Linked DNA regions of Mus musculus: region 2 is linked to region 1. Evidence: chromatin loops called from intact Hi-C (ENCODE). Cell type or tissue: left cerebral cortex. All regions are shown on one strand. Each heading gives the region's core, and the rest is flanking DNA. Links, peaks and the distances in the headings are about the cores only.

What was found. A loop is a pair of places that touch in the nucleus more often than their neighbours do. Peaks named below come from ENCODE experiments on the same cell type or tissue, not always from the same donor. Only the 100,000 strongest peaks of a DNase experiment are listed, where the experiment ranks them.
Region 2: a loop joins it to region 1, with 6 times the contacts of the local background. A loop is called at or near these places in 2 of 42 quality-filtered maps.

The regions. Positions count from the first base shown.
Region 1 is chr5:134,385,397-134,400,973 of GRCm38, forward strand. Gtf2ird1 (general transcription factor II I repeat domain-containing 1) reads right to left here. Exons shown (of 30, transcript NM_001081464.2): 9 at 10,221-10,404; 10 at 6,999-7,024; 11 at 5,426-5,534; 12 at 4,278-4,315; 13 at 3,735-3,815; 14 at 3,038-3,127; 15 at 394-441. Among named protein-coding and RNA genes, the nearest start is that of Gm46925, 45 kb to the left of the region's middle. In left cerebral cortex, for the core only: no CTCF peak of the experiment used is centred there; a DNase peak (open chromatin) is centred at 9,435.
Region 2 is chr5:135,420,641-135,436,217 of GRCm38, forward strand. Hip1 (huntingtin interacting protein 1) reads right to left here. Exons shown (of 31, transcript NM_146001.2): 14 at 14,367-14,550; 15 at 13,601-13,689; 16 at 12,410-12,502; 17 at 11,006-11,107; 18 at 10,644-10,787; 19 at 9,551-9,686; 20 at 8,534-8,620; 21 at 8,077-8,184; 22 at 7,860-7,996; 23 at 5,681-5,791; 24 at 4,225-4,283; 25 at 3,902-3,995; 26 at 1,481-1,581. Among named protein-coding and RNA genes, the nearest start is that of Pom121, 34 kb to the left of the region's middle. In left cerebral cortex, for the core only: a CTCF peak has its summit at 8,334 (motif pointing right); a DNase peak (open chromatin) is centred at 10,662.

The DNA.
Region 1 (15,577 bases), core at 5,001-13,000:
TGAGTAGACATGCTAGTAATAAACAGGATTACCACCTACCCTGTCTTTTGCTCAGGAGAGAGAGGAAATGCAATTTTTCTTAGTGTATCTTCTATACAGAATGCTAGTTTTACATATTGAAGCCTAATAGCTTGCTCAGGAAGATGAGGGGCCCAACTGAGGCTTAGACTCCTTCATGGAAGTCAGTTAGATATGTGTATATAAGTCTAAACTAAAACTTTATTCTGACGGATGCCTGTCAGTTATAACACAGTCTAGAACTTTCTCCCACCTGGTACACCTCACATGGGTCTCCCAACCTAAATAAATTCAGGGTGATGGAGTAGAAGGGAGGAATTCTCTGGGGCTAGAGTGGACACGGAGAGGGAATTATGGGATACAGGTAGGCCTCACCTTCGGCCGGCCTCTCTTCTGACCACGGTTCTTCACTGGGGCCTTTGTCTGTGAGAAAACAGAGGACGTTAGGAGACACTGTCCAGGAAGCTCAACTGGAGGAGGGAAAGCCAGGCCAGAGAGCCTCAACTCTGAGACAGAGGAGATTGTCTCCAGATGGGACCAGGACACACATATGCCTTTCAAACAGAGACTTACAATCTTCCTCTATGGACCCCTGCAGGGACCAGCCTGCAACCACTGTATCCCAGACACCCAGGAGCTCATGGGAGAATAAGAACAGGGCCCATTCTCCTGGTGTGACAGAGAAGTTAACACACCAGGATCCAGTGTGGGGAGTCCCACACCTGTGATCTTAGGAACTCAGAGTCTGAGGTTGCAGGTTTCTAAGTTCGAGACCAGCCTGAGTTGCACAGTGAGATTATATCCAAAAAAAAAAAAAAAAAAAAAAAAAAGCTAAGAGTCTGGAGCACACACAGCCCAGCAGCTCAGCAACAGTGCATTTGCATAGCATGCACTTGGGCCTTGGGTTCCACTCCTAGCACCAAAAAAATCCATTAAAGACATGAACACGGTCTCATATATTTACAGTATAAAGGCTGCACATTGTGGCATAATCCCACACGGGAAGGCTGAGGCAGGAGGATTATGGATTGCAGGATAGCCTAGTCTACGTAGCAAGAACCTGTCTCAAAATCCAAGGCGATGCACACCAGCTGTGATGGTTTGAATTGCTGACTCGACCCAAAAAGGGCTTTCCCACGCAGGGCCATCCCTCTGGCCTCCACTTTTTGATGTTTTGAACAACTAGGGGTTAGACAACCTCAGTAAGGAGTCCCTTAAATCTAATGGGCCTGTGGGCATGTCTGTGGAGGACTATATTGATTATGTTAATATAACGTGGGTGGTTAGAGCCAGACTGAAGGGGCGTGGCCACATCCCCTGGGTGCTCAATTGTAAAACAGAGCAAGCCTGGGGAGCAATAAGTGTGCATCCATTCTCTCTGCTCTTGACTACAGATGTGACTGATACTGCTAGAGGCTTCAAGGCTTGGTGGACTCCCTTGCAATGTAACCGGGGGCCCGTGGGTCAAATAAACCCTTCCCTCCCCCACACTGCTTTTTATCAATGTATGTGATCACACCAAAGAAGTAAAACAGGAACACGTGTCCTCCCAGCAACTTGGGGGGCTGAGGGAAGATGAGGCCAGTTCAGGACCAGGTGCCCAACTGAGTGAGGTCCTCTCTCAGAATTTATAAAAAGAAACACACGTACAAGTGTGCACGTACATGCACGCGCACACACACGCATGGCTAAGGATGCAGATCAATTGCAGCGCCCTTGCCTGGATGTGCAAGGCCTTGGGTTTGCTATCCAGCACACCTTTAGGTTATCTGTCTAACATAAAGTAAGTGGGGCTGGGGAGATGTCTAAGCCGTTAGGAGCAGCTACGGCTTTACCAGGGGATTAGAGTTCCGGTCTGGGCATGTGTATCAGCGGGCTCAGAACCATTTGTAACTCCAGCTCCAGAGAGTCTGACATTCTCATCCTTTAATATCTGAAACAACACTCCAGCTCTCATCCTTTGGAGACAGGCTCTCATATACCTCTGGCTGGTCTTGAATTCTCTATGACCAAAGCTGATTTCCTAGTCCTCTTCATTCCCTCCTCCCAGGTGCTGGGATTATCGAGTGTGTGGTACCACACCCAATGTATGTGATGCTGGGGATGGAACCCAGGGCCTCAGATATGCACAAGCAAGCAACCAGCCAGCCTAGCACATTTGAAAAACAAGTTTTAATTGAATTTATTTTATTTATTTACATGTCTGTGCGAGGAGGGCATATGCAGGCCACAGAAATCATGTGGTGGCCACAGGACAACTTTCAGGTGTCCATTCTCTCATTATATCATGGGAGTCTGAGGGCCTAAACTAAGGTCACAAGCTTGCGTGACAAGGGCTTCTACTGGATGAACCGACTCTAACCCCCATTTTTGGTATTTTGAAACAGGGTCTCATGTAGCCTAGACCTTGCTATGCAGCGAAGGCTGACCTTGAACTTCTGATCTTCCTGTCTCTATCCCGACAAGTGCTGGGATTTAATGCTCCACAATGTTTGTCTTGTTCAGAGAGTTTTATGTCCATGTGTTGATTTTTTTCACACCCTGTGATGCTAGTCATGGAACCCAGCCCCCTTAAATATGCTACGCTCTCAGGCTGCTAAAGTGCTTCAACCTCTAACAAAGGAACTGACATGTGGACTCAGGGGACCCCATCAGCAACAGCAACACCCCTCCTCCCTTTTATTGTTGAGACTCCACGTTACTCTGGCTACCTGGCTATCCTGGAACTCACTCTGTAGACCAGACTGGCGTTGAACACCTCAAGATCCATCTGTCTCTGCATCCCTAGTGCTGGGATTAAACGCATGCACCACCACTGCCCAGCTCCAAGCATCTAATCAAGTGCAAATATTTCAAAATTCAAGACACATCCCAAGTCACAGAGATGGATGGTGCCATGTACCCCATGTGTGTTGAGTCTTCTCCAACAAAGGCAAGGACTTCCTGACCCACCTGTCCCTCCCTGTGGCTCCCCAGGGTGGCAGGTCCCCAGTATGGCCAGCCCCAGCCCACCTCTTACCAGCCGGCATTTCCATCCCATAACCGGAATCCTCTGAGGGCAGATGCCCAGGTAACGAGTCAGTCATCTCCTCAGAGGTAGGTGAAGGATCTAAAAGGAAACTCTGAATGATGTGGGCATCTTTTACATGTCCTGACTACCATGGTCCCTTAGAGGTCCTAATGGGCCAGCCAAGCGGGTCTACAGGTCACGATTCTAAAAGAGATCCATGCAGTCAGAGATGGCACAGCCTGTGACCTGGTGACTTGGGTTCTCAGGAAGGTGAAGTAGCAGGACTGAAAGCTTTGGGGTCTCCCTGGGCTACAGAGCGGGTTCAGGAATCAGATCCTATCTCAAAATAAAAAGTGAGAAGGGGGCGTGGCTCAGTGGTAGAGCCCCTGCCTAGAATCCCCCAGTGAGGGGCTGGGGGCGTGGCTCAGTGGTAGAGCCCCTGCCTAGAATCCCCCAGTGAGGGGCTGGGGGCGTGGCTCAGTGGTAAAGCCTCTGCCTAGAATCCCCCAGGGAGGGGCTGGGGGCGTGGCTCAGTGGTAGAGCCCCTGCCTAGAATCCCCTAGTGACAGGCTGGGGCCATGGTTCAGTGGCAAAGCACTTGGCCTGATGGTATGAGCACTGGGCAGCAGAGCAGCACAGCTTCTGCCAACATGTCTGGCCACGAACGGGAACACCCACCGACAGTCCTTTGATGTAGGTCTCTTACCTGAGACCGTAACCTGAATAATGTCCAGCTCCTCTGGCTCGATTTTGATAGGCCTCAACATTGCTATCTCTCCTGAGGTTCCTGCAAAGAGGACAAGAAGGACCCAGTCAGGCAGGGGTATGAACATGCCCAGACAGAGGCAAGGCTTTCCAGAATATTCCCATGTCTGTGAACTGACAGAGAACAACTAAGAAAAGTCAATGGACCCTTGGCTCCTGCCCTGACCAGGAAGGGCCAGATGAGCCCTTGGAAAAACTCAAGCCAAGCCAGGTTCCTCTACTGTAAAGAGCTTACCGGTCCATGGGGGGGGGGGAGCGGGGGGGGGATGGAGTGTTTATCTACAGACCCAGGGTAGGCAGGAGTGATGCAGGGTTAGGGAGAGTTCCCAGCATGCTCTGCTGCTTGCAATGTGATTCTTGGGGCAGGGGCATGGCCATGGGTAGAGAACTATCCCGATTACTGTGAATTCACAGCCTGGGCTAGTTTCTGCCTGGCTGTCAGTAGGGGACTGAATATACACAAGGGAGTCCCGCAGTTTCTCACCTGGCCCACAGTCTTCAGAGACGCTGCTCATGTCTGACCTGAGAAAAAGGAAGGAGCAAATGACCCAGTGTCTGTCCATCTTGTCCTGAGCCACTCTGCCCAGGACAGTTTTGCCCACATTTCAAACAAAAACAAAACAAAACAAAAAAACAGCCCCCAAATCTGAGGGTTGCAGACCCCATTTTGACCTCAGGATCTGAGAGACAGACTCGGGAGGACTGCTTCGAGTTCAAGAGAGTCTGTCTCAGAAAACCCAACTAAGGGGCTGGAGAGCGGGCCTAGCAGTTAAAGGCTTACTGCTCTTGCAGAGGAACCAAATGCGGCTCCCAGCACCCACATGGTGGGCTCACAACATCTGTAACTCCAGCTCTGGTGTGCCCTATGCCCTCTTCCGGTGGTCTTGGGCATCTGCACTCAAAGGGTGTATATACACACACCATACACACATACACACATATATACATAAAATCATCTTAAACCAGGCATGTTGGCTCAGGCCTTTAATCCCCCCGCACTTGGGAAGCAGAGGTAGGTGGGATCTCTGGGATGCAGAGATCACAGCCAAGTCTACATAGGAAGTTCCAGGACAGCCAGAGCTATATACTGAGAACCGGACTCAAAAAACCATCAAAAATAATAAAAACACATGCATCCTGAACCCTATGCTTTCAGAGAATGGGTTTACTACCCTACATTAGCATCAGGCACCAGCTTCCAAATGCCCTGGCTCCTCTGGCCATGTTCTCACTCTCATCTCCATCTTCTTGGCCAGCTGAGCCATGCCCCCAGCCCCTCACTGGGGGATTCTAGGCCTGTGTTCTACTGCTGAACCATACCTGCAGTCTACATGGTCAGATCTTGTCCCTCTCAGTTCACAGCCTGGGTTGGGGATTAGGGCCCGTGGGATGTACACAGGGACAAGCAGTGTGGGGAACCAAGGAAGGTTCCCAAGATGATTGACACCTGAAATATCTAGTCCTCCATGATCTCTTGCCCCACTTTGTCTCTCACTGGCCTGGAAGACCTGTACTTGGAGTTCTTGTATGGAAACCAAGTGCCTGAGTGGTATGACAGGGACCAGCCAGGCCTCAGCCTTTCCTATACTGTGCAAAACACAGGCCTAACCCAGAGCAGAGGAGGGCCCTTACCAAGCAGTCCCAGCCAGGTCCAGCATGCTGTCCCTACAGACTTCTGTGGAAGTGTCTTCTGGTGGGCTAGCTGGCTCCAGCTTCATGGGGTCTTTGGTAAACTTGTTCCCTGTGGGAAGAGTTGGGCTTTAAAATGATGGCTCTTCAGCCAAATGTGGTGGCAACCTACCCACAATCCCAATATTCGGGAGCCTAAGGTTGGAGGACTGCTGTGAGTTCAGAGCTAGCTTGGGCTGTGAACCCCTAAAGATAGGGCCTCTCTGGTTGGTAGGAGACACCTGGGCAGTGGCTTCTACAGGACATTTCTCGGGCACTCTTGTGAGGGTGGCACGTGCATTTGATCTCTTCTTTGGGGCTCTGTCCGAAACAGCCAGGAATTCATCTGTCTATACCCTGCCCTTATCTGGAAGGATGTCTCTGCCCTCTACCAGGACATGGTAATGTTAGAGCCTCAGGAGAAAGGCTGCACACCCCCCCCCCCCAAACTAGGTTTGCCCCATAGGGTCATTTTCTTGTTTAATAAAACCAAAAACTAGAAGGCAGGTATCGTCTTTGGAAAAAAAAAAAGAATAAACAAACAAAAAACAGGGTTTCTCTGGGTAGCCCTGGCTGTCCTTGAACTTGTTCTGTGGACCAGGCTGGTCTCAAATTCAGTGATCCTCCTGCCTCTGCCTCCCAAGTGCTATGGTTAAAGGCATCACTGCCCAGCTACCTAGTTCTATGTCACAGATGGGGAAACTGAGGCCTACAGACAATGCCCAAGGCTAGAAAGCTGCTGGGTGAATGGAGCTCAGGCGCATCATGTCCCGAGGATCTGTGCAGCTTTTGGGGGCTGAGGCACACAATCGATATCTTCCCTCTCTAAGGTGTGCCCTGCCATCATGGCAGAGGCTTTGGAACCACACATCTATGGGAAACACCAAAGCTTCACTTCTCTTGCACCTTAGTTGCTTTATCTATCTGTGGGAGTGGGATCAGACTTGTGTCTGCACATGGCTGAGGGTGAACACAAGGTGAATACAATACGGATGCCTGCAATCTCAGAAAAATTGAATGTGGAGCCCCAGCCTTCACAGAAAAACAGTGACTTATACTCATAATGGAGATTAGGAGGGCGATAACACAAAACACCATCATGAGCAATCTGTCTCCCAAAAGAATAACATAGAGACTGACTGTGGAAAATGACACCCACTGTTAACTTCTGGACTCCACATGGGTAAACACACACACACACACACACAAACACACACACACAAGGGCACATGCTTGCATACACACACAAGGACACACACAAATACACACAAGGTCACACACACACACACACACACACACACACACAGACACACACACATCAACATAAACAAAAAACAAGGTAGTTCCGAAAGGAACCTGGCTGTGTGTTTAGCAAATGGTATTACTGTTTTCTCTAAGGAGACTCTAAATTCTGGAGGGTTCCTAGTCTATTAGTCATCGGAATCCGAGAGACCACATAAAAGCCCAAGACATAGAAGAGGACTCAAGGTAACAGGGTTAGCCCAACTCCAGAACACACCCGCTGGTACCCACTTACCTGTGAAAATGCGCTCATCGAACATTCTGGGAAGAGAGAAGAGAGAGCATGAGAAAGGTGCAGGCTGTTCCCGTCTGAGATGCCACAGGTGCCACCAGTGTGGCTCTTAGAGCCACGGACCAGGGCACGGGGGGGTTGACCACCCATGCGGGCAAGAGCTGGGGAGTGACCGTTCATCTTGCTAAACTGATGTGACTCAGAATGGCCACTGAAACAAACCTCTGGACAAGTCCATGAAGGGTCTCTAGATTAGGTTGACTGAGGAGGGAATATCTACCCTAAATGTGGGTGGCACATCCGATGGGCTGGAATCCTGGACTGAATCGAAAGAAAAACAGACAGCTGCGGGTCAGTGTTCAGCCCTACACTTTCTGGCTGGGAATACATGGTGAGTGACCTGCCACCCCACGTTCCCCCTGCCCACCTTCCCGCCACGGTGGACCTGCAAACTGTGAGCCTAAGTAAGCTTTTCCTCCGTAAGTAGCTTTTGTCGAGGGCTCTGTCATAGCAACAAGGAAATATAACTATTACAGAGGGACTCTGAAATCTCGGTATTAAAGTTTCTGCTTAGCCAGGGATGGCACAGCTCATGACCTATCTGGTCATTATGCCAACAAGGGGAAGCTCGAAACGCTATTTTGAAGCAGTGGGACAACTCAAGCTCCTGTCCTGCTACTACTCCAGCCACAAAAGACCTGTACAGGCTTTCTGTTGTTCTGTTTTGCTTTTTGTGAGGCAGGGTCTCATGGAGCCCAGGCTGACCTTGAACTCCCTTTGGAGCCCAGGATGACCTTGGATTCCTGATCCCCCTCCCGTGCTGGGATTACAGGCCTGTTTACACTATGCCTGGATTCTGAGTGCTGGGGATGGAATCCAGGGCTTTGTGGATGCCAGGCAGGTGCTCTGACCACTGAACCACACCACCATCCCTTACCTGCTCATGAAGCCCCTGTTATATACCCATGTTTCTAAGGGCCAGGCTCAGCAAGAAGCAACTCGGAGCCACTGGACAGATCACAGTCACGGAAGCTGACCTGAGGACCCCTTCAGGGGCAGCCTCAGAAGGTAGAAGCCCCAAGCAAGGGCAGGCCCTTGTAGTGATATGCTTGCTCATCCATGCAGGCTTCTACCTCATGGGAGCCACAGACACCTTGGACCCTGTGAAAGGTCAGGTCACTGATGGACCGACTGCAGGGGAAGAGGCCCTGGGATGGCTTAAGGTCCAAAACCTCTAAAGCCGAGGCCAAGAAGGACAGGCATGGAGGTACCCACCCACCTGTAATCCCAGCATTTGGGAGGCTGTGTGTGCTGCTACCACCACAGGGCTTAACAACAAAGTGGGGCCCTCTGAGGAGCGAACTGCCCACAGGAGACTGGCCTATGGACGTGTCTGTGAGGAATCCTGTAAACGGATGCTCAGCCCACTGTGGGTGGTGCCCTCAATGGGCGTGGTCCTGGGCTGTGTAAGAAAGCCCAGCACTAGCAAGGGCTGAGGCAGAGAGTGAGTTAGTGAGCAGCATTCCTCCAAGATATCTGCAGAGTTCCTGCCAGCTTTCCTCAAGGAGGGACTGGGACCCAGAAGTGGAAATAAACCTTTTCCCTGCCCCAAAGTTGCTTCCCTTCAGTCGTTGTGTTTATCACAGGGGTGACAGGATGAAACTGGGACAGGGGGATGAGTGTATAAATGGTGTGTGTGTGTGTGTGTGTGTGTGTGTGTGTGTGAGAGAGAGAGAGAGAGAGAGAGACAGACAGACAGACAGACAGACAGACAGACACTCAGACACTAGGATCAGAGTGCCTGATCTGAATGTGTGGAAACGTCACAAAACCAACTATTTTAGCCAACCCGTCTGACATAACTTAGGAAGCCATGGAGAATGTAGAGCACAGAAATGCAGACCTGTAATCCCGGTGGAAAAAGAAGACTCAGAAATTCAAGGTCATCCTGGGCTACACAGTACACAGACCATGCATGTCTTAAAAACAAAACAAAAACAAAAACAAACAAACAACAACCCAGAAAACAAAACAAAGGACCCCCAAACTAAAACAGCCAGCAGTGGTGTTGCGAGCCTTTGATCCCAGCACAAGGGAGGCAAAGGCAGGCGGGTCTGATAAGTTTGAGGCCAGCCTGGTCTACGTATTAAGTTCCAGCCAGAACTACACAGGGAAACCTTCTCTCCAAACAAACAAACAAACAAATTAAAATAAAATGAAACAAACAAACAAGCCAGTAAGGGTAGACTAAGTTGGGTGTCTGAATTAAGCTCAGGGCATGAACGTGGCTTCCTGTTCTTCCTCTGAGAGACCAAGGGTTCCTTGCTCTTCCCGGAGCTCTGGGAGCTCACACACACATCTGGATACCAAAAGGCCTGAAGCAGTCGGAGAGCAATGCTGGCGTGGGGGCGGGAACTAGCTTCCTGTCGGGGGCCCTGCTTCCCCTCTCAGCCCCACCCACTGACCCAGCGGCTGCAGACTTAACAAGGCGACCATTCTTTAGGAAGTAAGGAGTTGGGGGGAGGTACAGTCCGACTAGGAGGGGTTTCATATCATTTTCCGCAGGGGAAAAAAGCCAAATGTCCTCATAGGGTGCCCAGGCTGGAAGGCACACTTCACTGACTTAGGGTCCCAAAGCTCTAGAATCATCTGCTCCTCTTTTTTGCTTTTGTGGTTCTGAGGATGAAAAATCCAGTCCTTCATACATGTTAGGCAGGGGCTCTACCACTGAGCCACGCCCCCAGCCCCTCACTGGAGGATTCTAGGCAGGGGCTCTACCACTGAGCCACGCCCCCAGCCCCTCCCTGGGGGACTCTAGGCAGGGGCTCTACCACTGAGCCACACCCCCAGCCCCTCCCTGGGGGATTCTAGGCAGGGGCTCTACCACTGAGCCACACCCCCAGCCCCTCCCTGAGGGATTCTAGGCAGGGGCTCTACCACTGAGCCACGCCCCCAGCCCCTCCCTGGGGGATTCTAGTCAGGGGCTCTACCACTGAGCCACGCCCCCAGCCCCTCCCTGGGGGATTCTAGTCAGGGGCTCTACCACTGAGCCATGCCCCCAGCCCCTCACTGGGGGATTATAGGCAAGGGCTCTACCACTGAGCCATGCCCCCAGCCCCTCACTGGGGGATTCTAGGCAGGGGCTCTACCACTGAGCCACGCCCCCAGCTCCTCACTGAGGGATTCTAGGAAGCCTTTCTTTCATAGAACGGAGCCAATTCACACCTCTTGATAATGAAGTGAATGCTGTGTCGCTCCTCCAGAATCCTCTTCAGCTTCGGCACTCCGTAAGTACAGGGTCGCTTGAAGGGGATCTTGTCTGGAATACCCACAATTTCCACAGCCTCGGGGTCACAGGCAATCTTCCTATAGGGCACAGGGACCATGTGGTCCAGGCCCAGGGCTTCCGCTGGAAGGGTAAGAACAAGGGTGAATGCAAGGGACAAGTCACAGTGGATACGGTGTTGGCCACAGTCCATCTAACACTGTTGGCTGCGTGTGCTTCTTTCAACGTTTTTAGACAAAGTCTCACTATGTAGCCCTGGCTGACTCAGAACTCACTATGTAGACCAGGTTAGCCTCAAGCTCAAAGATTTGTCTTGCTCCCCAAATGTAGGCATTAAAGAACAGTGTCCCCCAGCTACACACACACAAACACACACACACACAAATACACACACACAGGGTTTCTCTGGGTAGCCCTGGCTATCCTATAAGTCACTCTATATACAAGGCTAACCTCAAACTGCCTTCTGAGTGCCACCACAACCTGGCCCAGCATCCTTTTTCAAACACTTTAGAAGGTTCACTATTTATTTATTGGGAGTCATGGCTAAGGGCCACAGCCTGAGTGTGGAGGTCAGAGGACAACTTGCAAGAGTCGGTTCTCTCCTTCCATCATGTGGGTTCCAGAGCAAGAGGCTTAGCCGCAAGCACCTGTACCAATTGAGCCATCTTGCTTCCTTCCTGTTCCTCATTGAGACAGGGCCCTGCTCTATATCCCAGACCGGCATCAAATTCACAGCAATCCTCCAGGCTCGGCCTTCAGGCGTTGGGCTTACAGACCAGGCACACCATCACGCCAAGCTCCAAATATTGCTTGCTTTCTTTGGGCATGCTAGTCCTTGCTTGGGGCTTTTTCTCGTCTCCTCGGGGCTGGGTGTTGTAGCCCAGAGCTGCCCTTCAGCCACTCACTGGCCAAGTCAGGGCTGGGCACAAGCGTCCAGGCTGCTTCATTGTTTTTCTTGTGACATGTCCCAGGTCTGTCTGTTGGCAGCGTTGGCAGCCAGCTCTACACCGTGAAGTCACACTTAGCTCGTTGTCACTTTAAACCCTGGAAATCTCAGCAGCTGTCAAGTCATTTCTCCCCCACCCCCACCTCCTGTCTGGGGAGCCACCCTCCCTGCCTTCAGGGTTTGGGTAATCGCTCTGTGGAGTTCATGCGCACTCCTGGCCATGCAGGGGCAGCCTCAAGAAACGTTTTGTTCTGATATGGGGGGAGGGGGGGTATTCTCTTTGAACTCAGGATTCTCCCAAGGGCTGGGATCACAGGCGTGCACCACCATGCCTGGTTTGTATGATGCTGGGGATGGAACCCAGGGCTTCATGCAAGCACAAGAGAGCCATATCCCAACCTCTTTTAGCTTTCCTGACAGTATCTTCTTTTATAGCCCAGGCAGCCTGGACATCTTAATCCTCAGCCTCTAGAAATAGTAGAATTCCAAGTGTGTAACACCAAGCCTTGTGTCTGTCTGTCTGTCTCTGTCTACCATATGCACCCCACCCCGTCACTGGCCTATCACAAGCATATATGGTAGCCAGAAAGATAGCACCAGGGCTGAACCTGAAGCCCAGCCGATGCCAGCTCTGACCTAGGCCTCCTTGTCTTGCACATACCCAGAGCTTCTCCATGCCATGTCCTTACAGCCCAGAAGGGTTCACCTGGTTGTGTCAGGAGGCTCCTGGACAGACAGCCAATGAGGTCACCCCAGACCCTATGCAGAAGGCCCAGACCACCAGTCCCAGCTCACCCAGTAAGGACATCATCTCAGGAAGGCACCTGACTCTCTAGCCTGAGACCTGAGCCTCCTCAAAGCTACCTTAGAATCCTCAGAAAGCACTGTGGACTCCTGACCCCTCACGCCAACTGCTGTAGGCAGCCATATCCAGGTTCTCACGGTCACGTGCACTTGCACACAAGGGCCCACAACCGTATGATTCTTGCACATAAATGCCCACAGCTACATGCACTTGCATATGAGCACACACGGCTGTACCTATCTGTTGAGGACACAAAAGTCCTTCGATCCCTAGGGAAACCAGGAATGTAAACACATAGGGGCCTCTTCTCAGAGGAGGAGATAAAATACCTGGTTTCCCGCCCAGACCGCAGAGTGAATTTTGTTAATGACTGGGTGACCTTTGTCTATAGAGGCAGACCAAATCCCCCAGAATAATTATCCCAAACTCTTCCCTCCTTAGACCATTACCCATCCTTAGGGGAGATGTCACATGGACTTTATGGCCTGCTGACCTCTGTGCTATCGGTCAGAGACCACACTAGATTCTAGGCCTCTTGGCTGTAGAACCCGCCCTCAGGGTCACGTGCACTTTGTAAAAAGAGTTTCTATGCAGTCACACCTTAAGCTTTATTATGCCTCAATCGGATTGACTGGGATGGTTGTTGCCTGGAAACCTTTTCCCGAATTGTAGTATGTTTTACATATGCTGACAACGAACCGTCTGGCATTAGACACCCTGAAATCTACTTCAGGCTGGCACTGGGTTCTCATTCTCATTTCTCTACAGGTCTGCTTCCCTCTCTGACACCTCAGGGACCCCCTCATGTGTCCACATGTACATGCCCACTGCTGTATGCACCTGCATGCACATGTCCACTGACGCATGCATCTGCATACCCAAGTCATTGGTTGCTGTAGCCCTTGGACACAAGGGCATCCATCCTCCAGTACGGGGAACCTCATACCCATCACTTTGTGTCTCAAGATTTACTGAGTGTGGTGTTCTGTCCCTAGAACAAACTCCTAAATACTAAACAGTTTACAAAACTCAGCTTTTGGGTCATCTACACAGTTTACCTCCCCGAAGTTTAAAAGACCTGTCACTTAGAGCACATTAAATCAGGCAAAAAAGCAGGAAGCCCAGGCGGTAGTGAAAACCTGGGAATCCTAGCACTGGGGAGACAGAGGCAGGAGGATGGCTATGAATTCAAAGCCAGCCTGGACTATAGAAGATAAATCTGTGTAAAAAAACAAATGAAGGAGCCGGGGATATGACTCAGGAAGTGCTTGACTGGCATGCACAAAGCCCCGATCCCATCCTCAGCACTGAACAAAAGTGGGTATAGTGGTGCAAACCTGTAATGGACGGCTCAGGAAGTGGAGGCAGGTCAGAGGCTCAGGGTCAACTTTGGCTACTCTGGGAGTTTAAAGGTAGCCAGGGAAAAAATGAGACCCTGTCTCTAAATAAATAAATAAGTAATGCATATTGAAAGAGAGAAAAGGGAAAGAAGGAAAGAAAGTAGGTTAGGTAAATTAGCCATGTATATAATCCAGTATTTGATGTGCTGAGGTAGTTTGGCCTAAATAGAGATTTCCAGGCTAGCCTCGGTTAGGGAGTAAGAGCGTGCCTCCAAAAATCCAAAAGAGGGGAGGAGAGATGGTCTGGTGGGAAAAGGTGCTTCACTGCCATCCCAACCTGACTAGGTCCCTGGAACACACATGGAACAAGGAAGAGTGAACCGAAGTCTGTCCTCACACTCCAGCTTACACACAGACACACGCAAGATAAGTGTAAAACATTCACACACCCAAAACGACCACGACAACACCACAAAAAAAGGCAAGGGCTCTTGATGGCTCTGCAGGAGCAGATGCATTCAGTACTAGGCCCAGCAACCTGAGTTCAATCCCTGGTACCCAAGTGATGGCTAGAGAGGCTCAAATCCTGAGAAAGCTGTCCTCTGACGTGCACACACATGTGATGGACACACACACAAACACACATGCATGCAAACACATACACAAACACACACACACACACTTAAAAAGTCTTAGCTCAGTTGGTAAAATGCCATGCACTTTGAATTCAGTGTCTTACAAACATGCAGATACAATTTTGATACCAACAATCCATGCAAAAAAGCCAGGTGGTGGTGGTGCACAGCTTCAATCCCAGCACTTGAGAGGCAGAGGTGAGAGGAGCTCTTGAGTTCAGCAGCCTGGTCTACAGGGAGAGTTCCAGGACAGCCAGGGCTTCACAGAGAAACCCTGTCTCAACAGAACAAAACAAAACAAAGCCAGGAGAGGTAACTTGCACTTGTAACCCCAACACTGACACTTTGGAGACAGTTGGAGCCCCAGGCTCATTGGCCAGCTCCACTAACCTACTTAGTGAGTTCCAAGCCAGTAAGAGACCCTGTCTCAAAGGATCAGGACAAAGAAGTGGGGACTGTTGCAGGATATTTGATCACACTGTGAATCCTGAGACTGTGTTGTTTACTGGAAAAGCTGAGGCTCAGCCTTAGCGCACCTTTAATCCCTCTTAGCATACATCTTTAATCCCAAACAATGAAAGTAAAGTTAGCTTGTAGAAGGAAGCAGCCATGTTTGAAAGTGATATCTAATTGAGTGGTAGAAAAAGTGATGAATCAGAGAAAGATTTGACAGAATAGGATATGGCCAACTCTCACGAGAAGAGAGAGGAAAGAGACGTGACTTAAGAGAGCAGTGCAGGGCGGGTGTGGTGGCGCATGCCTTTAATCCCAGCACTCGGGAGGCAGAGGCAGGCGGATTTCTGAGTTCGAGGCCAGCCTGGTCTACAGAGTGAGTTCCAGGACAGCCAGGGCTACACAGAGAAACCCTGTCTCGAAAAACCAAAAAAACAAAAAACAAAAACAAAAACAAAAGAGAGCAGTGCAGAAGGAGACAGGTTGCAGAGACAGAACAAGCTAGACACAGGTGAAGACAGAATGGGCCAGAGAATGAAAAGGACCCAAAAGATTAGAACATATTGTCAAAGGTAGCCTGAGGCCAGACAGAGCAATTCAGTCAGAAGCCAGTTTGCATCCGTCAGATTCGAGAGGCGTTTCGAGCAAGAACAGCTGAGTTGAATCAGGCAGCCAGAGATCAGAATGAACTAAAATGGGGTGAGCTTAGTCAGCAGTAAGTCTCAGAGGCTGAAAACATTCTAGGCCTAAATAAGATTGTCCAGAGGCTAGAAGCTTCCAGGACGTAGGCTAGGTTAGCAGACAGTCAGCCTCTGAGATGACAATTACATTAGGTGAATAAAAGTGACTTTTACAGGAGACTTCCAGGAAGATGGCTGCATGGGTTAGTTTTATCAAGCTGGGAAGAGAGAACCTCAACTAGAAAATGTCCCCAATGGCCTAGGGAGAAGCCTGTGTGGTGCATTTTCTCCACTGACGATCGATGTGGGAGGGCCCACCTCATGATGGGCAGTGTCACCTGGGGTTGGCAGTTCTGGGTGATGTACGAAAGCAAGCTGGACGAGCCATGAGAGCAAGGCACTAAACGTTGTGCCTCCATGGCTTCTGCTTCAGT
Region 2 (15,577 bases), core at 4,941-12,940, 1.0 Mb after region 1:
GGACTTGAACTGAGGACCTCTGGAAGAGCAGTCAGTGCTCTTAACCACTGAGCCATCTTTCGAGCCCTTATTCACTTCTTTTTGTATTTATTTGTGAATGTGTAATATATGTATGAGAAAAAGAATGTGGAAGCCACAGGGCCAATACAGATGTCTTTCCTTAGGTGCAATTTACTATATATATATATAGTAAACATATATATAGTAAACATATATATATATATGTTTTCCTGAAGGCTGAAGAGATGGCTCAGCGGTTAAGAGCTGACTGCTCTTCCAAAGGTCCTGAGTTCAAATCCCAGCAACCACATGGTGGCTCATAACCATCTGTAATGAGATCTGCCGCCCTCTTCTGGAGTCTCTGAAGACAGCTACAGTGTACATACATAAAATAAATAGATAAAATCTAAAAAGAAAGAAAAAAAAGGTTTTTTGAGATAGGGTCTCGGTATATAACCCCAGTTAGCCCCAAGCTCAGAGTACCATCTGTCTTCCGAGGGCTAGGATTGAAGGCATATATATACCTCACGCCTGCCTCCAGCTCATTTTCTTTGAGATATGGACCTTATCTTTTCTGTTTTGTGTTTTGAGACAAGTTCTCACTGTGTAACACTGCCTGTTTTGGAGCTCACTCTGCAGACAAGGCTGGCCTCGAACTCACAGAGATCCGCCCGTCTCTGGCTCCCAAGTACTTGGGATTAAAGGCTACTCTGCCTGGCTTAGACACTGTCTCTTAATGGGACTTGGAGCTGGCAGACTAGGTCTTTGGCTGGCTGTCCAGTGAGTGAATTGCAGGCATCCCCCTGCTTCTGCCTTCTCAGAACTGGGACTAGCAATGATGCCATCACAAGAGCTTTTTATATGTGACCAGGAATTGAGCTGAGCTGCTCATGTTTACCATGAGGGCCCGCATGACCGACCCGTCTCTCGGTCCCACTATTTGTTTTAGTAAAAAAAAAAAAAAAAAAAAAATTCAATCATGTGTTTCTAGATTTTAAAATCTTTTTGGGTGAGGCGTGGTGTCATAGGCCTTTGATCTGAGCACTCGGGAGACAGAGGCTAGTGGATCTCTTCAAGGCCAGCCAGGGCTACACAATGAGCTCCAGGCTAGTTCTAGGGCTATGAGATACCCTGTCCCAAAAACCAAAACAGACTGGCCCAACGCCAACACCTACACCCACACACACTTTGGAACGTCTCGGTGTTGGACCACGGGGCACACGCACACCCCGCAAATGCTCTACCATTGATCTAGCCCAGCACACTCTATACTGTTATTATTACACAAGGACCTGGGTAGCCCAGGGTGGCCTCTACCTTGTTATCATCCTTCTGCCTCAGTCCCCCAAGTGCTGGGATTACAGGTGGGTACCACTGTGCCAGGCTATGAGAAGGATACTTTTTATCTCCTTGCAACTGCCTGGGCTGGATCAATGGAGCAGGGAAGGGGATGTGGGGAACCTTGGAGCCAGTCACTTACACCATGATGGTAGCTCCCCAACCAACAGCTTTGGAGGCGGATATCAGCCCTTCCGTCCACCGAGAGTTCTTGGCGTAAAATTCTTTAGGGGATGCAGTACCCTATAGAAGTAAAAATATAACACTTTGGTTAGATTTTATTTTACTTTATTTCAAGACAAGATATCACTGTGCAGCCCCGGCTGTCCTGGAACGCACTCTGTAGACCAGACTGGCCTTAAATTCAGAGACACACCTGCCTCTGCCTCCTAAGAGCTGGGATTAAAGACGTGAGCCATCACTGCTCTGTCTTACTTGAATTTTTAAACGGATTTCTCATGAGTGTTTTGTCTGCATATACACGTGCCACGTGTGTACAGAGGTAGGAGGAGGAAGTCACATCCTGTGGATCTGGAGTTCCAAATGACTGGGAGCAACCACCCCGGTGCTAGGATTAAACCCTGGTCCTCTGCGACAGAACAGCGCTCTCCTAACCGATGGGCCATCTCTCCAGTCTGCAGTGTTTGTTTTCAGAGAGGATTTATTACATAGCTTAAACTATCCTCCAATTCTTCATCTTCCTGCCTCAGCCTCCCCAAGTGTAGCAACATACCCAGATTTTAAAATTACACTTATTGAGGGGTTCCTGCAGGTGTCAGAGAGGGAAGTGGGGCACTTGAATAGATGAGAATGAAAACCCAGTGCAGATTGACCTCATCAGCCTGGATCAGCCTGCAGGGAGCCTAAGCCAGGCGCTTCACTCAGCATACTGAGAACAGTATAATCCGGGGGGGGGGGGGAAGGTTTCCAGGCAACAACCATGCCAGTCAGTCCGATTGGGGCATAATAAAGCTTAAGGTGTGACTGCATAGAAACTCTTTTTACAAAGTGCACGTGACCCTGAGGGCGGGTTCCACAGCCAAGAGGCCTAGAATCTAGTGTGGTCTCTGACAGCACAGAGGTCAGCAGGCCATAAAGTCCATGTGACATCTCCCCTCAGGATGGGTAATGGAAGAGTTATCCAGGGATAACCATTCTGGAAAATTTGGGCAAGGTCTGCCTCTAGATAACAGAAAGGTGGAATGTAAGTGAAATACAGTATTGATTTTATCTTCTCCATTGAGGAGACAGCCCTCAATGATTAACATTTCTGGTTCTCTACGTGCTTCTCTGTGAGCACAAGGACCCCTGTGCCCCCAAAATGTATTTATATATTTTGTGAGTGTATATGTGCTGGTGAGTGTGTGGTGCACGGATGAAGGTCAGAGGATGGCTGGGAAGGAACTGGCTCTATCTTTCCACCATGTATGACCTGGAGATTGAACTCAGTTTGTCAGCCATAGCGGCAGACACCTTTACCTGCTGAGCCATCTCCCTGGCCCAATACCCAGCCATTAACAGCTAATTTTATAGAATGCCTACCAAGGGCTAAGTGACTTTTTTTCTCACCTCAATTATAAGAAACGAAAATGCAAATAGGCAAAAGGCTATGGGGGTAATGAATTAAAGTAAGTCCCCATCTTTTAAAAAAAGATTCATTTTTGGGAGAGGGGATGGGAGTGGGCAGGGATGGGCAACAACTAGAATGTAAATAAATAAAATAATTTAAAAAAATTCATTTTAAACTTTTAATTGTGTATGTTTGTGTAAGAAAACCAGGTACCTGGTGAGACAGCTCCTGGAGCTGGAGCTATGGTAGTTGTAAACCACCTGCTGTTTCTGCTGGAGGTGGAGTGGGAGTGGGAAGAGTGGGGGACGGAAAACTAAACTCAGTCCCTCCGAAGACCAGTGCTCTTGACCACTGAGCCATTTTTCCAGCCCATAAAGTTCTTGTTTTGAGACAGGGTCTGTATGTATAGTCCAGGCAGGCCTTGAACTCACAGAGATCTGCTTGCCTCTGCCTCCCAACGCTGGGGATAAACCATGCATGGTTTTATGCAGAGTCTGGGATGCAATTCATGGTTTCATAGATGCTAGGCAGGGACTCTACCAACTGAGCTACATCCTCAACTCATGAAGGGAGTTTTGAGGAAAGGACCAGCACGTATCCCTCGCTGAGGTCAAACTTGAGATCCTCCTGCCTTGGCGTTACGAGCACTTGGATTAAAGGGTTAAGTATCTGCAGGTCTGGGAATCTTTAGGGACCAGGCTCACATGTCTGAGGGGTGACAGTACCAGGTTTATTCCTGCAGTCTGCCCAGTTTCCCAAAGTCCTCAGTTGTTCCCGGAAGACCCAGACTCGCAATGTCAGAGGGGTTTCCAGCAGTTCTGTGTGGCCTCCGGGAGCTGGGCTAGTACTAGCCAGGGACCCTCAACTCCCCACAGTGTCTGTGAATTTCCTTAGAATGTCAGATCCACCCGTGATGGAGGACAGTTGGGGCCCTGCCAAGCAGATGCCAGCACATGTGGAGGGAGAAAGGGCTGACACCACAGCCACACTCACCCTGCCACTCTCCACTATCTCCTTCTGGAGGTCCTTGGAGGCCACAACGAGCACCTTGATGGCCTGCATCAGGCTGGTACAGGAACCCAGGATCCTAGTGAGAAGAAATGGTTGGTGACGCGGATACTAAGAAGAAAGAGGTTGACTGGCTTTCTCATTCCTAAACCAGGAAGACCTTGATGGGAGGGCGGGGCAGGGAAGGTATTGGGATGGCTGGAAGATGCAGATACCCTCCCTGGAGGAGGCTGGTGAGTGACACGTCCCTGCAGGCCTTGCTTTTAAGCACCTTGCTTACCTCCTGCAACCTCAAGGCTCGCACTGACCTCTCATTCACCTCCAGCTTGACTCCCGTGTCTCCTGCTCGGGACTTACTGAGAATTTCCTGTTAAAAAGAAGCATGGCTGGTTTCCTTTCTTTGTGTGTATTACTGGGACTTGAGCTCGGGCTTCTTAATGTGCTAGGTGTGTGCTCTGATAAGCCATGACCTCAGCTCCTCTATCACTGAGCTACATCCCCATCCCAACAAGCATGGTCCCTGAATGGACCATGAACCTGATCCACTACAACTGCCTTGGTACATACAGTCTGGATCCAACAAGCTGTGGTGGCAAAGAAAGCAGGATCTAGATATTTTCACCTCTAGCCTTGTGAGTCAGAATAACTCCAGACCTTTCATCTATCAGGATGGTAGACAGTTGGAGCCGACTGTTCTAGCCAGTGAACGTCTGCATCTTGGTATATAAAACACACACCAGATAGAGGCGGTTGCTACCAAGTTCATGAGCCAGGTGCTCAGTAGCGAGCGAGCCTTCCACCAAGAGAGCCATATGAGACCTTTCCAATGGGTTTCATTCCGCTTCTACTGAGAAACTCTTTAAGACCTATCAGGCTTCCCCTAGTAGTTATGACAGTGATGGATAGCTTTAACTGTCAACTCAACAACCTAGATTCACTCAGCAAATGAGTCTCATTGAGAGACTGTCTACACTGGGTTGGAGAGCGGGCACATCTGTGGGCGGAATGCGGGAAGACCCAGCCCACTGTGGGCAGCACCATTCCCTATGCAATGAGTCCTGATCTGTATGAACTGTGTAAGAGTAGAGAAATCAAGCTGAGCACAAATGAGCAAGCAAGCGAATGTGCATGCATTGTTGTTCTCTGCTCTCAGCTGTAGATGGGATGTGAAAGCTGCTTCAAGCCCTGGCCACAGTGACTTCGGTGAAGTATCCTGAACCTATAAGCAAAAATAAACCCTTCTCTCCTAAGTTTCTGTCAAGAAGTTTTTCTCAGAGCAACAGAAATGAAACTGAACCAGTGGCCGTCCTAACCAGGTGAATGTAACTCACATTCATGTAATTATCAGCTGGCCTGGAAATTGCACGCCAGGTGGCCTGACACCAAAACACTCTACCTCGGAGGAACCTGCTCATCTTTCTTAGTAAGAACCTTGGCTTTTTACCCCCTCTTTGATTTTGTGTTCTCAAACTCAGAAATCCACCTGCCTCTGCCTCTGCCTCTGCCTCTCAAGTGCTGGATTAAAGGTGTGCGCCACTACAACTATCTCCCTCTCTCTCCCTCCCTCTCTTTCTCTCTCCCCCCCCTCTCTCTCTCTTCCTTTACCTCCTGCCTTCGCCTCCCAAGGGCTAAGGTCAGAGATGTGCACCATCACACCGGACAGTTCTGGCTTTGACAGGGAAACCAAGACATTCCTGAGGCATAGGACTGCTCTAGGGAAGCCACAGGAGTGTGACTGTGGGAAAACCTACAGAATTCTCGTACCTCTATCCGGGTGGTGGCAGCTTCAATGGCAGCTGAAGTGGCTGCCATCTCCTTGTCCACCAGGTCACCCAGCTCTTCCTGCTTGATGTCCAGGCCCCTGGGCAGCAGCTCCTGTGAGCAGCAGCACAGAGGTTAAAGGACGCTTGGTCCTTCTCTTTGCTTTTCCTAGGCCCCATCATTGGAACCCTCCGGAAAGCATCGGAGGCGGGGCCTGTCACAGGAACCACCTGGCACTTCTTGGCACATTCTCAGAACCGTGATGAGAAGGAACTAAAGCGAAGCCATTTTGAATAAAACTTCCGTTTTTTTATTAGGGGTCAAACTCTACCTGAATTGCATGTTGAGGTGGTCTTTTGCTATGCTAAATCCTGGTTGCTCACAGAGACCTCACTCAGACCCAGGTGATGCTACAGCCCTTGACCCCTAAGTTATCTCATTGGTGAATAAAGATGCCGACAGCCAATACTGGGCAGAAGAGACATAGGTGGGGATTTTGGGTTCCTGGGCTTGGGGTTGGAGGAGACCCACAAGGAGGAAGAAAAAGTCAAGAGAGGAGAAGGTGCCATGGGGTAAGAATCTAAAAATAATGGCCATGTGGTTTGGCTAATTGGAGTTAAAAGCAGCCCAGATGAAACATAGCAAATTATATAATGGGATTACTGGTTGGGAATTAGACATAATAGCATGGAGGATAGATATCTTCCCAGCTCTTGAGGTGATTAGGCTTATTATAATTATAAAGGTTGTGTGTCTTTCATCTGGGAACTAAATGGTCAAAGGCGGGGTAGAAACCCTGGATTGGGATTAAATATTTTCTACAACAATTGCACGCAATCCTCGAGGTCTCAAGGAGGGGCGAGAGAAAGGCTGATCCACCTGCGTGGCCGTGGGGAAGCCTCTGCAACGAGGTGGCTGTGAGCTCACCCACACTCCTGCCTGTAACCCCTCACCCTACTCTGTGAGGACAATAAACTCATTGGTTCCCCTGGATGATCTTCAGTGGGACAGAACTTTGGTTGTCACTGGAATCTTAGAGGGAGGGGGCAAACATTGTTTCTGTCTCCCTAGGGTGGGAATTCTCACAAGCTGGTGTGCATGTCTGTTTTTGGTGTTATCTGCCAGGCCAGCACATACTTAGAGACGGGTAACTATTTATTCCATTTTCGGGCAATGACGTAGCACACACAGTGCCTTTGCCAGGCCAGTGAATCAAACATGGCTAGAAAGTCCTCCTGAGGTCGGTCTTGCCTTGAGTGTCGGCACAGGCCTGCAATCTAGGCATAGGAGAGGCCGAGGTGGTGGTTTTGTATGACCCTTTCTTGAAACACAACAAGGATGTCACCTGCTCTCAGGCCTAACTCTTTCTAGAATCAGGTTAGATACACAGAAAGGACCGTGGGAGCATAGCGGATTCCCTGGCAATGCAGTAGCATTCGTACTTGAAATAAGAATCATTTCCTGGGAGCTGCAGAGCTGGCTCAGCAGTAAGAGGGCTTGCCACACAGTCATCACTTCAGAAGTTAGGATCCCAGCACCGGCCATAAAGAGCCTCCCTACCATCAGGCACATGCCTGAGTGGGGCAGAGAGAGTGGGTCTGTTGGGGTGGCTGGCTTTCAGTTTAGCAGGAAAACTCGAGAGTCTGAGAGTCTGGTTCAGGGAGAGACCGAACATCAAAAGAACAGAGAGTATGACAGAGGACACTGGATGTCCTCATCTGGCATGCATGTGCACATGCACTCACACATGCGCGCGCACGCGCACACACACACACACTCACTTTCTGGGTAGACATGATGAAGGATGCTTGTAACCCTAGTATGTGGGAAGTGGATGCAGGAGGATCGGCCATCCAAGCCTATCCTTGGCTACATGGCAAGTTGGAGGCTAGCCTGGTCTATAAGAGACCATCTCAAAAACAAAACAAAAAAACCCCAGAAAACCCAAGAGGGCAGGGGATGTGGTTCAGGAGACTGCTTGTTTAACATGGGTTCCATCCCCACATAGAGCAGGTAGAGTGGTCTAGGCCTGAAACCCCAGCACCTGGAAGATGGCGGGAAGGAGAAAGAAGTTCAGGGTTCATTCTTAGCCTCAAAGAGAATTCGAGGCCAGCCTGGGCTACAGGAGACCCTGTGTCAGACAAACCACAGGACAGAAAGCAAATCCCATTCCTAACAATACCTCGCCAAGGGTCTTGACCCTGCTGAGGCAGTTCCTAAGGGCTGTGACGTCAGCATTCTCCATAGTTCCCTCTTCCTCCAGGGAGGACAGATAGGCCAGGGTTTCTCTGCCATACTGCCTACAGGCCTCCGTCAGCGCTGAAGACAGGAGAGACAGATGTTTAAACACTGCCTGTGTTCCTTGCTCTCAGGGGCATCCCCTCTACTATGGTACTCACAGTCGGCTGGCTCCGGTGGGGCCCGGAGGCTGGTGGCACTCCCCTGGATGATAGTGTCACCGGTCAAGTGGGCAAGCAGGGTGATCGAGTGCAGAAGCTCACTAATATCTGCAGGGCACAGGAAGGAAAATGTCAGGCCTAGTGGTGGATGCCGCTTTTTTCCCTGTATATTCTGTTTATTTTATTTTTTTATTTTTTACTTAATATATGTCTGTGAAAGAATATCTGAATGCAGATACCCCTGGAGGCCAGCAGAGGGCGTCAGATCCACTTAACTGAAGTTTCAGGCAGCTGTAAACAGCCCAAGGTGTGAAATGGGTCCTGGGACTTGAACCCAGGTCCTCTTTACTATCGAGTGCTTTTAACCACTAGGCCATATCTCCAGCTTCCTAGGGAGATATTTGAACCTGGCCTGATTGCCCCTGGTGACAGAGGCCATGTCCTCCGTTCCTCTTACCTTCTGGGCAGGCCAGATACTGGCTGCCGTTCTTTTCCAGTTGCTCGAGGCAGCTGGAAACGGAGCTGACTTTGGAGAGAAGGTGATCTGAGGAAGACAGGGTGACGTCAGAACAAGGGGTCTCACAATTCGTTCTCCATGAGCAGCTGGGTGGGCTGGCTGACCTACTCAGAGTCCCTGCCTCACACGCTTTTCCTTAAGACGGGACGCAGGGAGAGAAGGAGGGAGGGAGGGCGAGATGGAGGGAAGGCAGGAGGGCTGTGCTTGCTGGTTCTGATGGGATGTACACTATCTATTTGTTTTTCTTTCTTTCTTTCGACACAGGGACTCATGCAACCCAGGCTGGCTTTCAACTGAACTTCTGATTTTCTTGCCTCCTCCTCTGAAGTGGTGGGATAACAGGCATGTACCATTATACGCAGTGTACATGGTACTAGGGCTAGAACCCAGGGCTTCGTACACACTATATAACACTCTATCAACTGAGCCATGTCCCCGCCCTGTTTCTCACTTCATTATCATCTCAGGGTCCTGCTCTTTTTAGGGGCATAGCACACTGTAAGTTCTGACTCACGTTTCTCTTACAAGGTCATGATATTACTATTGTCGTCGTTGTTCTTATTGAGACAGGGTCTCACTATACAGCTCTGTCTGTCCTGGAACTCACAAAATCTGGTAGGCTACGGCCATGTGGGAGGCGGAGCCTACTGAGAGGAAACAGGTCTCAGGGGGAAGATCTTGGGAATCTGTTCTCTCTGCCTATTTCCTGTCTTGCTCTTCACCCTCTCCACTCCAGACGCCACCAGGTAGAGCTGTTCTGAGGACTGGAACCTTCTGTAACTGTGAGCCACAGTGACCCTTAAGTCACAATTACTTGGCCACAGAACTTGCAATGTCACCGACCTAGAGAGTAGGCTTACCCCACCCCACGGGCTCCAGCATGTAGCTGGACTGAGGGGATTCAACACCAATTGGAAGTACAGGGCCCAGCAGGTGGGCAGTCGGAAGGAAGATTACCTGTGGATCCTGCACAGCTGATGAGGGTGGGTTCCTCAAGCTGGCTCAGCGCCTCCTGTATCTCACGCTCCGCAGCCTTCCTGATCCCTGCCAAGAGGGTTTTCCTCTGGTCCTTCACCTGCTGGCACATGGATTCCTAGGAAAATACCCAAGCAGGTGAGAGTCGGCCAGGCACACGGCAATGAACCCTAAGCAGTATATACCTGGGACCACATGGGCTCCTGGCCTCTCACTGTGTCACTAAGGAGATCCATCCATGGTCAGCTCCATGCAGAAAATAATACCTGACCTTGGCCCACTGACCCACTGACCCACTGACCCACTTCCACAACCAGGTGTCCTCTTGATTAAGATAAGCCCAGATTGGGGCTGGAGAGATGGCTCAGAGGTTAAGAGCACTGACTGCTCTTCCAAAGGTCCTGAGTTCAAATCCCAGCAACCACATGGTGGCTCACAACCATCTGTAATGGGATCCGACACCCTCTTCTGGTGTGTCTTAAGATAGCTACAGTGTACTCATACATAAAAGAAATAAATCTTTGAAAAAAAAAAGGGGGATTTGTGTGACATGCAAATTAATTAATTAAAAAAAGATAAGCCTAGATGATTAAAGCACACCTGTGTCTGTGCCTTCGAGAGCATTTCTAGAGATAATTAGAACCCAACATGGGTCCTCTGACAGAGCCGCAGCACTGAGCCGTCTCTCCAGGCCCTAGTTTATTTTATTATTTTATTAGGCAGGGACTCATGTATCTCAGGCGGGCTCTAAACTCAGTGTTGGAGGGCTGAGGATAACTGGAACTCCTGATTCTCCTTGTCTCAATTTCCTGACTTGGGGCATCACAGGTGTGTGCGGGCAGACTCAGCTGATGTGGTCTGGAGCTGCACTCAGGGCCTCATGCATGCTGGACAAGCGCTCTGCCCACCGAGGTATATCCCTAGCCCACATAATTTTCTTCCTATACAAAATAGAGGTAATTGGCTTTAGAAACTGTGTCCACAGGAGACCTTGGCAACCAGGCCAAATGGCTTTTAACCCTTCACAGCACATCTCTGGCCTCCATGGTGTCCCCAGTGGCTATATGTCACTTGCCTGGGCCCCAGCCAGCTTGATCTGGGTGCTTTCCAGCTGGTCTCGGAGGGCTGATAACTCTTCCTCTCTCTGAGCTGCAACAGTCGCCAAGCTGCCTTGTTCCTTCTCCAACTCGGCGATCTGTGTCAGCCATTTCGCTTCTGACTGCAGAGGTCACCCATGTGGGAATAGGGAGAAACTAAGGAAATTCAACAGTCCCCTCTCTGGGACTCCAGACCCACTTCCTGGCACCTGGCCGGAGGTAGTGATATGTGTCTCCATCCTTATCATTGCTTCTAGGAATATGTGTGGATTACAGCTGGGGCCAGAGAGCTCAAGGCAGGAGCTGAGGCCCCAGAGGGAGCGGGGCAGGGAGGGCTCACCTGGGCAGAGGTTTCCAGGTTGCTGTGGAGGACCTGCAGCTCCTGTCTGCTGGTGGCCAGTTCATGCTTCAGGTTCTCTAGAACATCCTGTTGCTCTTGAGTCTGAAGCAGAAGCGAAACAGAAGCAGTGTGAGCCAGGGACTCACGAGAAAGGAGGCAGATAGGGATGCATTTCCCACGCTATTGACGTCCCACGCTATTGACGTCTCACGCTATTGACGTCCCACGCTATTGACGTCCCACGCTATTGACGTCCCACGCTATTGACGTCCCACGCTATTGACGTCCCACGCTATTGACGTCCCACGCTATTGACGTCCCACGCTATTGACGTCCCACGCTATTGACCGAGACTGTAGATCCACTAGGTCTGAGTTCTAAGTGTGTGGGTAGCAGGCAGCCTGGAGGAAGTCGATGACCCAGGCCTCACCAACAGCTTTGCCTTTCTTTCCCAATATTAATTTTTGAAGATTAGTTTACTAGGTGTTATTAAGAATTCAGGACTAACACATACTAATTACTACCAATAACTGATTATCAATACAGAAATAATAAAGCTTATCAATATAAATATTAATTAGAATCAGTAATTTTAATATGTCAAGATTATATCAATTATATAGTTATCTATATTATGATTAATAACAATATTAAATCACAGTTGATATTAATGTCAATAATATTAATTACTAGTAACAATAAAACAAATAATAATTGATTTTATATATACTGTTGTTGTTGAGATAGGGTTTCTCTGGGTAGCCCTTGCTGTCCTAAAACTCTGTAGATTAGGCTGGCCTCAATTCAGAGATTTGCCTGCCTCTGTCTGGGATTAAAGGCGTGTACCACTACAGCCTGGCCCTCTATTCCTTTGCTTGGCCCCCTGTCCTTGAGACAGGGTTTCAAGTAGCCCAGGCTGGCCTGAACTTCTGTTTCTCTTGCCTCTACCTCCCAAGTGGTGAGAGCATAGACTTGCACTACTACGCCTGGTTCATGTGGTAACAGGGATGGAGCTCGCAGGCCTCCTAGGTGAGCCTACAACATAAGAACTCTACCAACTGAGCGAAATCTGCTCTTCCGCGTAGCTCCCAAGGCCTCCTGAAAATTACCCATGGAACATATGATGAAGCCCTCTGGGCCAAGTCGGCCTCCAAGCCTGTTTACAGGTGTTCGGAGATGACTGAAGCTCAAGGGTCTTGGGGCTGAGCGGGAGGATCTGATCGCCCAGACCCGCACGGCACCAGAAAAGAATCTAAACCTAAACCCACTTCAACATGCATGATGTTGCAGGCACGCACGCACGCAAGCACGCACGCACGCACGCACGCACGTATGTACGTACCCCTCCCTTCTACATCCCCAAGTGTCTCTCTGGCTTACCTTCCGCTGGGCCTGGTCACTTACCCGTGCAAAGGAATCTGCTAGCTCTTTTTTCTCTCTTTCCAAATCCACCTGGGCTTGCCGGGCCACGGACACCTGTTTGGTCACCTCTGCGTTCTAAAAGAGGAGTAGAGAGTTTTTAACCAGACATTACTCAGGCTCAAAGCCCATCGTCCTTCTAGCAGCAATGATCTATCATCAGACTGTGAGTAACAAGGAGGCAGACAGGAGAAGTTTTCCCTACCCAGAAGGAAGCCAGAACCAGCCATGGCATTCAGAGGGATGTTAGACTTAAAGGTGATTACAAAAATACAGAGTGGGTAAGGGTAGAGTTGTCTGGTGTAGTGTTTTTCCAGGCTGGCTTGGAATTCACTATGTAGCCCAAGCTTGCCTCAGACTCACAGCAATCCTTCTGCCTCTGCTTTCTACGTTTGAGGATTTCAGGTGTGAGGATAGTACGCCTACTCTCTACTTTCTGAGATAGAATCTGACTATTTAGCCCTGCCTGGCCTCCATCGTTGGGTTTAAAGTCATGTGGCACTACTCGTGGCTATTTTTTTTTTTTTTTTTTTTTGAGATAGGATTTTGCCTCCACCTTCTGATAGGATTATAGGCATGTCCCACTATGCCCAGCTCAAATGAAGGGTAATCCTAAGTGTGGCTGGCACACAGACAGAACTCAAGAAGTCTTAAAAAGCTGGGGTTAGGACTCAAGATAGGGCTCAGACACACCAGAAGAGGGCATCAGGTCCCATTACAGATGGGTGTGAGCCACCATGTGGTTGCTGGGAATTGAACTCAGGACCTCTGGAAGAGCTGTCAGTGCTCTTAACCATTGAGCCATCTCTTGAAAGAAAGAAAAGAGAAAGAAAGAAAGAAAGAAAGAAAGCAAGCAAGGTGGGGTCAAGAATTAGGAGTGTGGGGCTGGAAGGATGGCTTGGTGCTGCTCTTTCAAAGTATGTAGTTTGGGTTCCCCACACCCATGCTAGACTCACAATTTGCCTATAACTTCAGCTTCACAGGTCTGATGCCATCTACTGGCCTCCTCAAGCAACTGCACACACATGCGCATACACAAGCATTCGGACATACAGAGGAAGAATACATACATACTGTGCAGCTTGGAGACCCCCCCCCCAAGCCCCGCCCAGGCTTGAGCTGTTTCTCCTGTAATGTGGAGCATATGGGAGGATTAGAAGGGGCCACAATGCCTACCTTCCGCAGCAGGTCAGCATGGTTCTGCACCAGTTCACTGTACTTCTCTTTTAACTTGCTATACCTCTGTTCATTAGCCTGGGCCTTTCCTGCAATGGAAAGATCAGGGTGAGGCCTCTGCCCTGGCTGGGATGCCCCTCATCCTCCCTCTAGGAAACTGGGGGCACTAAAGGTAATCTTTATCTTTTTTTTTTTTTTAAAGATATGGTCTCAAGTAGCTCAGGCTATGTAGCCAGCATGACCTTGAACCTCTGATCCTGTGGGCTGGAACTACAGACGTATACCACCACACTCTGCTAGAATTTATCTATTAACTTTCATTAATAGTCATTAATAGGGGTTTACTGGAAACAAGGTCTTGCTATGTAACCCAAGCTAGCATTATGGTCATCTCCCGCCTTAGCTTCCCGAGTTCTGAAGTTACATGTAAACACCACTGAAGCGGACATAAAAGGTTGTCTTCTTTAAGTAAACTTTCCCCTGATTCAAATCCACCTGCAGACAGATGCCTACAAACACAGTATCCATATCAGCAGGGCTTTAAGCTTCATGTGTCCCCGCCCCGCCCCCTTAGGCTTTGTCCAGCTTCCTCTCCTAGGAAGGTCCCTCTCCCAGGATAGGGACTCAAGCCATCAATGTGTCCTTGGCTCAGCAGTGCCACCAAACCTGTTCCTACCTCTGAAGACAAGAGTCAGTACCCCAGCTTTGCTTCCACAAAGGGGTGATCTGCCTTGCTCCCGCCCACATCCCCAGCCCCAGCCCTCACTTTCTATCTCAGTCAGGCTGCGCTGTGCCTTCTCCGTGTCCTCTCGCTGCCTCTTCAGTTCATCCAGCTCAGTGCGCAGGAACTCGCAGTCATCCATAGCCTGCCGGCCCAAGTGCTGCTGCTCTGCTAGCTCTGCCTCCAGCTCACTCACTCGACCCTTCAGCTGCAGCATGGCCCGCTGGCTCTGTCAGGGGAAGCCGTGGTGAGAAGCTCACTACTGCCAGGCTGCCCCATGAGGGGTACCAGGCAGGACAGGAAATGACTTATCACGTGACTGGCACTGATGTGGTTGATCTCTAAATCAATTTCCCAACCCATAGACTCAACCAACTACAGAGAGAAAACTTTTTGTTACTGTTGTTCTGTCGCTCTGGGTAGGGAGGGAGCCTAGGGTCTTGCTCAAGTGGCCAGTGGCTATACTGCTGAGCCATGTCCCCAGCCCCTCACTGGGGGACTCTAGGCAGGGGCTCTACCACTGAGCCACGCCCCCAGCCCCTCCCTGGGGGATTCTAGGGAGGGGCTCTACCACTGAGCCACGCCCCCAGCCCCCTCACTGGGGGATTCTAGGCAGGTGCTCTACCGCTGAGCCACGCCCCCAGCCCCTCCCTGGGGGATTCTAGGCAGGGGCTCTACCACTGAGCCACGCCCCCAGCCCCTCCCTGGGGAATTCTAGGCAGGTGTTCTCCTGCTCAGACACCCCTCCCAGACTCCCAGCCGTTTACTGTGATTCTAGGCAAGTCGGCCACCAATGAGCCATACCTCCTGTCCCTTCCTGGGACATTTTAGCTCAGCTCTCTACAACTAAGCCACACCTCTCGCCCATAGTTGATGAATTCTTGGCAGGCACCTTATAACCGAAGCCTATCCTCCCTCTCTTACCAAGGGATTCTAGACAGGCGCTCTGTCATGTGCTCGCAGCCCTTCTGACAGATTTAGGCAAGTGATCTATTATTGAGTTATAGCTCCAGCTCCTAAATCAATTTTCTCAAGAACTTATGAGAAAAAGTTCTGATGGCCAAGCCATAGTCATGCCTCATGGGGACACTGGTACCCAGCTTAACTGCCATCCTAAAGTTACATGTTATGATAACAAATTCTAATTGAGACCTAGAGATGAGCAAATTTATTGACTTTTGAATATCTATTTTGTTGTTGGTAGTGGTTTTGGATTTTTTGAGACAGGGTTTCTCTGTGTAGCTCTGGCTGTCCTG